Regions from separate parts of the Homo sapiens genome. Here region 2 is linked to region 1. A link is a loop called in an ENCODE intact Hi-C map of the cell type or tissue named here. Cell type or tissue: HCT116. All regions are shown on one strand.

Region 1 (5,000 bases):
CTCTGTGGGTTTAGCTTTCTTTTTTATTGTTTTGTTTTGTTTTGTTTTGTTTGTTTTGTTTTGAGACAGTCTTGCTCTTGTTTCCCAGGCTGGAGTGCAATGGCGCGATCTCAGCTCACTGCAACCTGGGCCTCCCAGGTTCAAGCGATTCTCCTGCCTCAGCCTCTCAAGTAGCTGGGATTGCAAGCATGTGCCACCATGCCCAGCTAATTTTTGTATTTTTAGTAGAGACGGGGTTTTACGATATCGGCCAGGCTGGTCTTGAACTCCGACTTCAGGTGATCGATCCACCTGCCTCGGCCTCCCAAAGTGCTGGGATTATAGGCGTGAGCCACCACGCCTGGCCTCTAGCTTTCTACTGAATGCCCAGTGCCACAAGCACCACGCATGGAGAACACGCTTAAACGTTTGTTGAATAAACAAACTGGGACAACTATGCTGAGTAAGAAATAAAATTCATTTGCTCGTAGTAAAAAAAAAAAAAAAACAAATCCAGTGTTTACTTAGCTCTAATCTGAGCAACATAATTATAGTCAAAGGTTGGATGATAGACTCACCACTTAAGCAAAGCCTGTGTCCATCATTACGCACTTTCATGTTGGCCCATGAGAGTAGCAAAAGAAAATGCTGGATGCTGTTTTCTTGCAGAGCTTTAACCATCAGCTCCTAGTGCTGACACTGTCATTTGAGACAGCCCTCTGAAATCCAGCTCCACTTCAGGAAATGGCCAAAAGGATGCCAGCTCTGGGCTGTGTTTCTTCAGTGTTCTGGGATTTACCCTCACACTAAAGTGGAAGTGCCTATTACACAGGCCTGGGGTTGAGCGGGTGTAGTTTCGGTCAGGAAGCCATTCTAGTCTGTTCTCCTCACTCCTCAGGCCTGGTGTCCCCTCTCATTCCCTGCCTCGCCCCAGTTATTCTGACAGCCTCAGGAGGGCGCTCTTATATAAGCGGCACCGTGGGTAGTAGGATACATACTGGAATAGTAACAGCTTTCTATGGGCTAACTACTTTCTTACATTATCTCGTGTCCTTTTTAAATTTTATTTTATTTTAAGTTCTGGGGTAAATGTGCAGGAGGTGCAGGTTTGCTCCATAGGTAAATGTGTGCCATGGTGGTTTGCTGCACCTATCAATCCATCACCTAGGTATTAAGCCCAGCATGCATTAGCTATTTATCCTGATGCTCTCCCTCCCCCCGCCTGCCCTCCACAGGCCCCAGTGTGCGTTGTTCCCCTCCCTGTGTCCATGTTCTCATGGTTCAGCTCCCACTTATAAGTGAGAACATGCAGTATTTGGTTTTCTGTTCCTGTGTTAGTTTGCTGAAGATAATGGCTTCCAGCTCCATCCATGTCCCTGCAAAGGGCATCTCATGTTCTTTTCACAGTGATCCTGTAAGAGAAACACTAGTATTATTTCCATGCTATATATGAGGAAACTGAGGCTGAGAGACAATGAAAACTTGCCCAAGGTCACTCAGCTGCTAAATAGCAAAGCCAAGACTTGAGTTGTAATCTTCACATTAGGCTGCATCCTAGTGTTTTGGTGTGACCCAAAGACTCCTCCAGGTATCCCCAGAGAGCCTCCAGAGCCAGAGCATGGTCAGCCTCAGTCGTTTCCTTGTTCTAAACATCATATAAGCAAACAATACCATGCAGACTTTTTTTTTTTTTTTTTTTGACAGAGTCTCTCTCTGTCACCCAGTCTGGAGTGCAGTAATGCAATCTCGACTCACTGCAGCCTCTGCCTCCCGGTTTCAAGTGATTCTCCTGCCTCGGCCTCCTGAGTAGCTGGGATAACAGGCGCCTGCCACCACACCTGGCTAATTTTTGTATTTTCAGTAGAGACGGGGTTTTGTCATGTTGGCCAGGCTGGTCTCGAACTCCTGACCTCAGGTGATCCGCTCACCTCAGCCTCTCAAAGTGCTGGATTACAAGTGTGAGCCACCGCGCCTGGCCCCATGCAAATACTTCACACAATATGTGCTTCACATAGACAAGAATTCAAGAACTGTCTATAAGTTTATATACATCAAAAATAAGTCACATGAAAAATATTTTTGGAAACAGACAGAAGTCAGTTTGAAGCCAAAATATATTGTCTTGGACGAGTCTAACCTCTGTAAGCTTCAGTGGGGATAATGCCTTGCTCACACGGCAGGTGAAATGATCAACAGAGACAATGTATGGGAAGCACCTGGCCTGCAGGGGGCCCAGCAAGCATGGGTTCCTTTGTCTTCTTTGCTGCACTGCTGGGAGCAATAGGGGCAGTGTTGAATGTGAGCCAGCAGTAGGCTGGTGCAGAAGCCTTGTGCTTCTCTGCTGTTAACACCCATTTCTGCCCTGGACCCTCAGGGCACTAATCCTATGGTCATAACCAGTTTCCTCATTGCTTTGCTATTTTCTGCGGTCACATTCCCAGCTTCTTGGGTCATCATTCCTACAGAAACCAATGGGTGTAACACAGGCCATAAGTCACGGGCAGCAATGGAAAGCTCTGAGTTCTTCCAGAACGACAGTATAAAGCCAAACAAAACAAAACAGATCCCTTCTAAAGGGATAAGACAAAAGCAAAAAGGCTGAAATCCAACATCATGAAGTTCAAGTTTCCAAAGCATGAACAGATTAGTTGCATGATTTTCCTCTTAACTTCAGAATCTTAAACCAAAAAACTAAAACAAAACAAAAGCAGTTAATAACTTCCTCGAAAGAATGAAGAAGTATCTTTAAAAAAAAAAAAAAAGGAACTGCAGACCAGCCTGGCCAACATAGTGAAACCCCGTCTCTACTAAAAATACTATATATATATATAATATATATATTAGCCAGGCATGGTGGTGGAGGCCTGTAGTCCTAGCTACTCGGGAGGCTAAGGCAGGAGAATCGCTTGAACCCAGGAGGCGGAGGTTGCAGTGAGTTGAAATCACACCACTGCACTCCAGCCTCGGTGACACAGTGAGACTCTGTCTCAAAAATAAAAATAAATAAATAAATAAATAAATAAAAACCTGCTAAGAACTATCTTGGGAGTGATTCAGCCATAAAGAAGAAGAGGAAGATAGAAGAGTAATCATATTTTCAACTTTATATTCCAATAACCATGCCCCGCTCTAGGGCAATACCTCTTAGAGCCACTGCTTTTCCTTAGTACCACCCCCAAATATATTTTCTGGCTAGATTATTTCCACCTTGCCCATGACTTAGAATTATCCTTTTTTTTTAATTCCCTAACAAACTTCTTTTCTTGAGTAGATTTCTATTCAAGTCTAGCCAGTAAAAAGGGTGGCCTTCCATGACCTTGCCTAAATTTTTGGTGCTTAGTTCTGATAAAATTCAAATATATTTCCAGAAAAAAATGCTAAGTCATTAAGATCATACCTTATTAAAAATATTCTGGGATAATTTTATTCTGCATTCTTTTTTTTTTCTTTTTTTTTTTTTTTTTTGAGATGGAGTCTCGCTCTCTGGCCCAGGCTGGAGTGCAGTGGCACGATCTCAGCTTACTGCAACCTCCGCCTCCCGGGTTCACGCCATTTTCCTGCCTCAGCCTCCTGAGTAGCTGGAACTACAGGCACCCGCCACCATGCCCAGCTAATTTTTTGTATTTTTAGTAGAGACGGGGTTTCACTGTGTTAGCCAGGATGGTCTCGATCTCCTGACCTTGTGATCCGCCTACCTCAGCCTCCCAAAGTGCTGGGATTACAGGCATGAGCCACCATGCCCGGCCTGATTCTGCATTCTTTTGGCTTAAACTTTACCATGTGCATTTTGGTTAACTGCAGTACATGTACCTAGCATGCCCCGAATTGGAAAACAAACTCTTTCTAAGCCTCTGTGTTTAAAAATTATTTCTCCTTTCTGGGGAGAGAAATTAGGAAGCTATAGAATGTTAGTGCTATAAAGATAAAGAAACTGAGGCCCAAGGAAATGAAATGCCTTGTTCAAGCCCACAGAGCCTTTCTACAGTTCTTCCCAGAGGATATCTGTCAATTTATTTTGGATTCCTGTATGAAGAGCATTCAGCTTCCCCGAGTTAATGGATTATTGACTGATGTTCAGAAAAATGCATAAAGAGGTTCGCAGTGTTTCCACTGTGAGAAACTCTTTTACTCCTTCTCAGTGGGGGTGCTAAGAGCATTTGGGGCAGGACAATTCTTCATGCAGAGGTCCTAAGAGTTTCAGGATGTTAGCATTTCCAGTCCAACAATGGTAAGTCTAGCATTTCCAGTCCACCTAATGGGAATTCTAGGATCACAACAAAGAGAATCCTCACTCTCCTCCCTACCCTGTCTTCCCCTGGGTCTTCTATAATACTCTCCTCAAAAATAATAATTCTTTTTTTTTTTTCAAAGTTTCTTGAGCATCCAGAAATAGCCACGAGTGATGTTTATTCATTCACTAGCTTCAGGCATATGGTGCAAGATGAAGCAGGAGGCAACTAGGCCCAGTGTTTTCAGAACTCCTCAGGACACCCAAACAGCTATTTGCTACTTACTTTGGGAGGTGCAAGAACCTGCTTAACACTTTCCTTGTCTTTATGGTAATCACTCCCCAGTAGGAGTGCTGGCAGGGGCTGCTTACATGACAGGATCTCCAGAGATTACCCAGCCCAAGAACTTCCTTTGAAAATCAGAGCCTAAATGTGAAGCGTTGAGCCCAAGGTCAAACAGCTCATCTATTGCAGAACCAGATCTTGGCATAGTCTTTCTTCTAGTCCCAGAGGCAGCCTTCCCTTATGCGACAGCTTTTCCAAGGGTTATGCTGGTTATGTAACTAGACTACTCAGGGTTCCAACACCAATCGCCTCATAGGAGTTCTGTACTCAGGCAGTTATTGCCTGCTCCTGTGTGAATAAGATCAGATTACCTTTGCTCCAGGAAATCACTCCGATCCAAGGAGATGGTGCTGTGGAGCGATTAAGAGCATGTGACACTAATGTCTGAATGCCTCACTTTCAAGCCAGCACAGCCTCTTATTCTTGGGCAAGCTGCCTAGCCTCTCC
Region 2 (5,000 bases), 110 kb after region 1:
GGGTGGATCACTTGAGGTCAGGAGTTCGAGAAAAGCCTGGCCAACATGGTGAAAACCCGTCTATACTAAAAATACAAAAAAATTAGCGGGATATGGTGGCACATGCCTATTATCCCAGCTACTAGGGAGGCTGAGGCACGAGAATCACTTGAACCCAGGAGGTGGAGGTTGCAGTGAGCCGAGATCCTACCATTGCACTCCAGCCTGGGCGACAGAGTGAGACTCCCTCTCAAAAAACAAACAAACAAAAAAGTTAACTCAACAGGTGTACCACCATTATGTCAGCATTCCCCAAAGCCTAATGAAAAGTAGAAATGTTCCCAGGGTAGCAAAATTGTCCTAGAAAAAGGATGCTGAAGCTTCTCAAGCACGGATACAGTAGTCCATCTATTCACAGTTTCACTTTCTATGGTTTCAGTTACCTGCAGTCAATTGCAATCCAAAAATATCAAATGGAAAATTCCAGAAATAAACAATTCCAATACATTTAAAGTTGTGCGCCATCTGAGTGGTATGATGAAAACTCTTGCCTTCTGGCTCTGCACCTGAGATATGACTCATCCCTTCGTCTAGCATATCTATGCTAGATACACTATCCACCTATTAGGCACTTAGTAGCAGATCAAGTGTCCTGGTATTGCCGTGCTTATGTTCAAGTAACCCTTTATCTCACTTAATAATGGCCCCAGAATACGAGAGCAAAGATCATAATGCTGGCTATTCACATATGCTAAGGAAAAGCCATAAAGTGCTTCCTGTAAGTGAAAAGGTGAAAGTTCTCAACTTAATACGAAAAGAAAAAAATGATATGCTGAGGTTGCTGAGATCTGAAGTAAGACTTGTTATCTGAGAGACCAAAATAGATGCCCCTTTGTTAGCTAAGACAGACCTTAAAGTTAAGGAAATAAAGTTACCTATGGGTTGAGTTGCCTACCGATTCAGGGCCTGGCTAGCATGGCAAATTTCTAATTTCCTCCACCTCTAAATGTCCTAACAATAGGAGCTATCAGATCCTTCCTAACTCTGATTTATAACCCAGGCCTAATTACAACTCTAATTGGATGGAGGGGCACCAAACATTCTTTTCTGATAAGAAATTACAGACTTTAAGCCAGTTTCAGTCAGTTTATAGAGGCTGTGCACAAACTTTGTGTTCTATCATTCACCTTTTGATGTAAAGAGCCAAATTTCACCTTGTGTTAATGCTAAACCCTCCCCCCAACCAAAGTGAACATGGGAGGTATGTTACTTATATGTTTACTCATTGCACATGCTCAGCTCCCCTCATAAACGTGTATGGCTTTTCCCTCAAACCCGCCAAATACGTATGACTCTATTGTGTGATACAGGCCCTGCGAGGTATAAAACCCAACCTGTTCTTCCCTCTTCAAAGGGAGAGCACCTCTGGTCCACACTGGAGAGTATCTCTTTGTGGTTTGCAAACCAATATTCCCAAAAAAGCTCTCCTTTCTACTATTTAGCCATCCTCATGGTCTTTGGATTATACAACAAACCTATCCATGAAGATAGGAAGGAAGAGAAGAAGGAAAAAAAGAAATTCATGCTAGTTTTGCTGTTGCACTTCAAACAGCAAAAGCTGTGGCCACAGTGTGTGACAAGTGCTTAGTTAAGATGGAAAAAGCGTTAGATATATGGGCAGAAAACATGAATAAAAATGTATTCTAACTGATGGCAATCAAGTTCAATACTATCCTTGGGTTCAGGCATCTGCTGGGGGTGTTGGACCATATCCCCTATGGATGAGGAAGGCTACTATATTTACATTTCCTGTGGTGCAAGCAGAACCCATAAAGATTAGCAGAGCTTGAGCCTTCTCATAGGTACCCTGGAGGCATTTGCCTTCTGGGTTAGAGGACCCCAGCATGGAAGGGGCTTAGGGTGGTTGGTGGTCAGAAAACGTTATGCTGGAAGAAATCATCTCGCCTTGGATACAGAATCCTTCATTCAGAACAAAGACTACATTTCCCATCCCCCCTTGCACGTAGGTGTGCAAGTTATGGCCAATGAGATGTGCAGCATTTGTGCAATTAAGAGATCCTGCAGGATCTCCTTCCCTAGAGAGGTTTTTGTTTTCCCTCTTTGGCCTCTCCTCCTTCCTTAATCCTAGAGGACGCGGAAGCGGCAGAGTGGGAAGGAATTAGATAGTAGACCATGTCCCCTTCCATGCAGATCCCTTGGTCATACCCAAGTTAAGGAAGAAGGAGAGAGCATTGAATTGGATGTGAAATTCAAGTTTCTCACCGGACTAGGCTAGATTTTTAATACCTGACTGTGACTAAGAAGCTTTGAGATCTGTCCAAGATGTCATTAAAGAACAGAAAATAGGTACTTAATGGATATTGGTTCAATGACACTGAGCTATTAAGTACATCCAGATTTTTCCATGTTCCATTTTCTTAAAATGCAGGTACACTTGTATGTTGTAAAGAATATCTATAGGTTGGGGAGAAAACAGCAGAATTAAGACAACATTTACCAAAAAAAGACACCAGTAGTCAAAAATGCATCATTCTAAACTTCAGTATCCTATAGCATGCAGGAGCCTATCCTACTCTAGGGGGAGGTCCTACTCCAGGCTTCCAGTGTGTCTTCTTTATCATTGAATACACAGAATAATGATGTCAATCGATAACAGAATCAATCATTTTATAGAAAAATTATTTTCTTTTTTGCCTCTCCCCCCAAATTATTTTCTTAATCTTTTCATCAAGCAAGCTTCTATCCTCAAAGTTTCCTCTACATTTTAAAATGTTTGAAACGTAATTTCTGACCATATGTCCAGCAAAATGGAAGGCTGGAAGTGGAGTTACAACCTTCTAAGCATTAATACAGTAGGAAACAGCTTTATTCCATATGATTTGAATCTTAAAGTTTAAACATAAAGGATGGGTTAAACAATGGCTCATTTTGTGATAGATGCTGACACCTACTGGGCAGATTTTATATTAAATGTTCGATATGTTTTGGCCCCCAAAAAGAAATGAAATGTTCCTGGTTCTTGAAAGGTAAAATCTTGGGTTTGGAAGGGCAAGGGCATGAGGGCATCCTGGCCCCAGGATGGTGGGAGCATAGCCACTGGGAAATGAAGACTCAAGGATGATAAAAAGGACTCAGGAAAAGAATCATGGGGTAAGTTCTGGAATGCCATCAGATAGTTGGCTCCAGAATTCCAGCCTTGCCAACCTAAAGTCCTTCCTCTCCTGGAGTTTCTCATCTGCTTCTAAGATTTTTTTCTAGGTGTAGAGCTCTATTTTCAGACTGAACTTTGCGGAAGAACTACCCTCCAAGTCAACTCAAATAAATGTGCCCCTGCATCATTTTCTGGGCATTCCTGTGACACCTGGTCATCATCAATATTATTGCTGACATTTTTTGAGTACCTACTTTGTACTTCTGCACTAAGTCTTTATATTATAAGTGGTCAGACCTTGGAGTCAGGCTACCTGAGTGCAAACACTGGCTCTGCCATATGTTAATACAAGTTCTATGACTTTGGTCAAATGATAATCTCCTTATCTCTAAAATGGAGATAATGATAATGTCTACCACACAGAGGTCTTGTGAGATTTTAAAGTGTTCACATACATAAATTACTCAAAACAGTGCCTGGTATATCATAAGTGCCATACAAATGTTGGTATTGTTACCTTATTTAATCTTTACAATAAAACTGAAGTAAACACTGTTATTTTGTAAAATTAGAAAACAGTCTTGGTATATGAGTTGGAAATGTTTTCAGCTTTAAATAACAGAAAACCTAACTAATGGTGGCTTACATTATATTCTCTCTGTCTCTCTCTCTCTCTTCCCCCTTCCCCCGTCTCCTATAACAAGCCTAACGAGCAGTCCAGAGGTAGGTGGCTGCTGGCACTGGCTCATGGCTCAGTGATGCCAGGGCCAGTGTCTCAGATATTTTCAAGGTCTTTCCCTCATGGTCATAAGAGGATTATCCCAATTCCAGGGATCATATCTGTTCATCTGCCCTTCTATTAAAAAAGTAAAAGCATTCCCAGAAACTGTCCCATTAACTTCTACTTATGTTCTATTGGCAAGAAATGTGTCACTTGGCCACTCGTGACTACAAAGGGGCATGGGAAAGTGGGTATTTAACCTTTCCAGACTCTAAAGTAGAAGGCAGTAAGGGGGAAGGGAATGGGAATGACCACTGGGTCAGCCAGAGATTGGCACCTGCCACACTAAAGAGAAGATAAATCATTTGCTTAGGTCAGATAGCTACAAAGAGATGGTGCAGCATTCAAGCCCAGGTAGCCTGGCTTCTGGCCTCCTGATAGTTTGGATATTTATGCCTTCTTCCAAATCTCATGTTGAAATGTGATGCCTGATGGAGGTGGGGCCTAGAGGGAGGTGTTTGGGACATGGGGGCGGATCCCTCATGAATGGCTTGGTGCCCTCCCCATGGTAACAAGTTCACAAGAGATCTGGTTGTTTAAAAGAGCCTGGCACCTACCCCCTCTCTCTCTCTTGCTCCCTCTCTTCCCATGTAACATGCTGGCTCTCCTTCCCTTCTGCCATGATTGTAAGCTTCCTGAGAACTCATTGGAAGCAGATGCCAGCACCATGCTTCATGTACAGCCTGCAGAACCGCGAGCCAAATAAACTTCTTTTCTTTATCAATTATCCAGCCTCAGGTACTTCTTTCTAGCAATGCAAAATGGACTAACACAGAAAATTGGTACTGAGAAGTAGGGTGTTGCTATAAAGATATTTGAAAATGTGGAAGCAGGCTTCGGGACTGGGTAAAGGGCAGAAGTTGGAAGAGTTTAGAGGGCTCAGAAGAAGACAGTGAGATGAGGGAAAGTTTGGGACTTCTCAGAGACTGGTTAAATGGTTGTGACCAAAATGGTGATAGAAATATGGACAGTGAAGGCCAGGCTCAGATGGAAATGAGGGAGTTATTGAGAACAGGAATAAAGGTCACCCATGTTATGCCTTAGCAAAAAACTTGGCTACATTATGTC

Evidence for each region. Peaks named below come from ENCODE experiments on the same cell type or tissue, not always from the same donor. Only the 100,000 strongest peaks of a DNase experiment are listed, where the experiment ranks them.
Region 2: it touches region 1 in a loop (8-fold over the local background); 2 of 110 quality-filtered maps call a loop at or near these places.

The regions. Positions count from the first base shown.
Region 1 is chr10:93,744,717-93,749,716 of GRCh38, forward strand. It overlaps LOC101927013 (a long non-coding RNA gene), which reads right to left. Exons shown (of 3, transcript XR_246160.5): 3 at 1,030-1,391. Among named protein-coding and RNA genes, the nearest start is that of LGI1, 11 kb to the right of the region's middle. RefSeq lists enhancers at 1,288-2,039, 4,386-5,000. In HCT116, CTCF peaks have their summits at 928 (motif pointing right) and 2,211 (motif pointing right); a DNase peak (open chromatin) is centred at 2,325; H3K4me3 peaks cover 507 bases; H3K27ac peaks cover 281 bases.
Region 2 is chr10:93,856,290-93,861,289 of GRCh38, forward strand. No RefSeq gene overlaps it. Among named protein-coding and RNA genes, the nearest start is that of SLC35G1, 35 kb to the right of the region's middle. In HCT116, a CTCF peak has its summit at 2,934 (motif pointing left); a DNase peak (open chromatin) is centred at 2,942.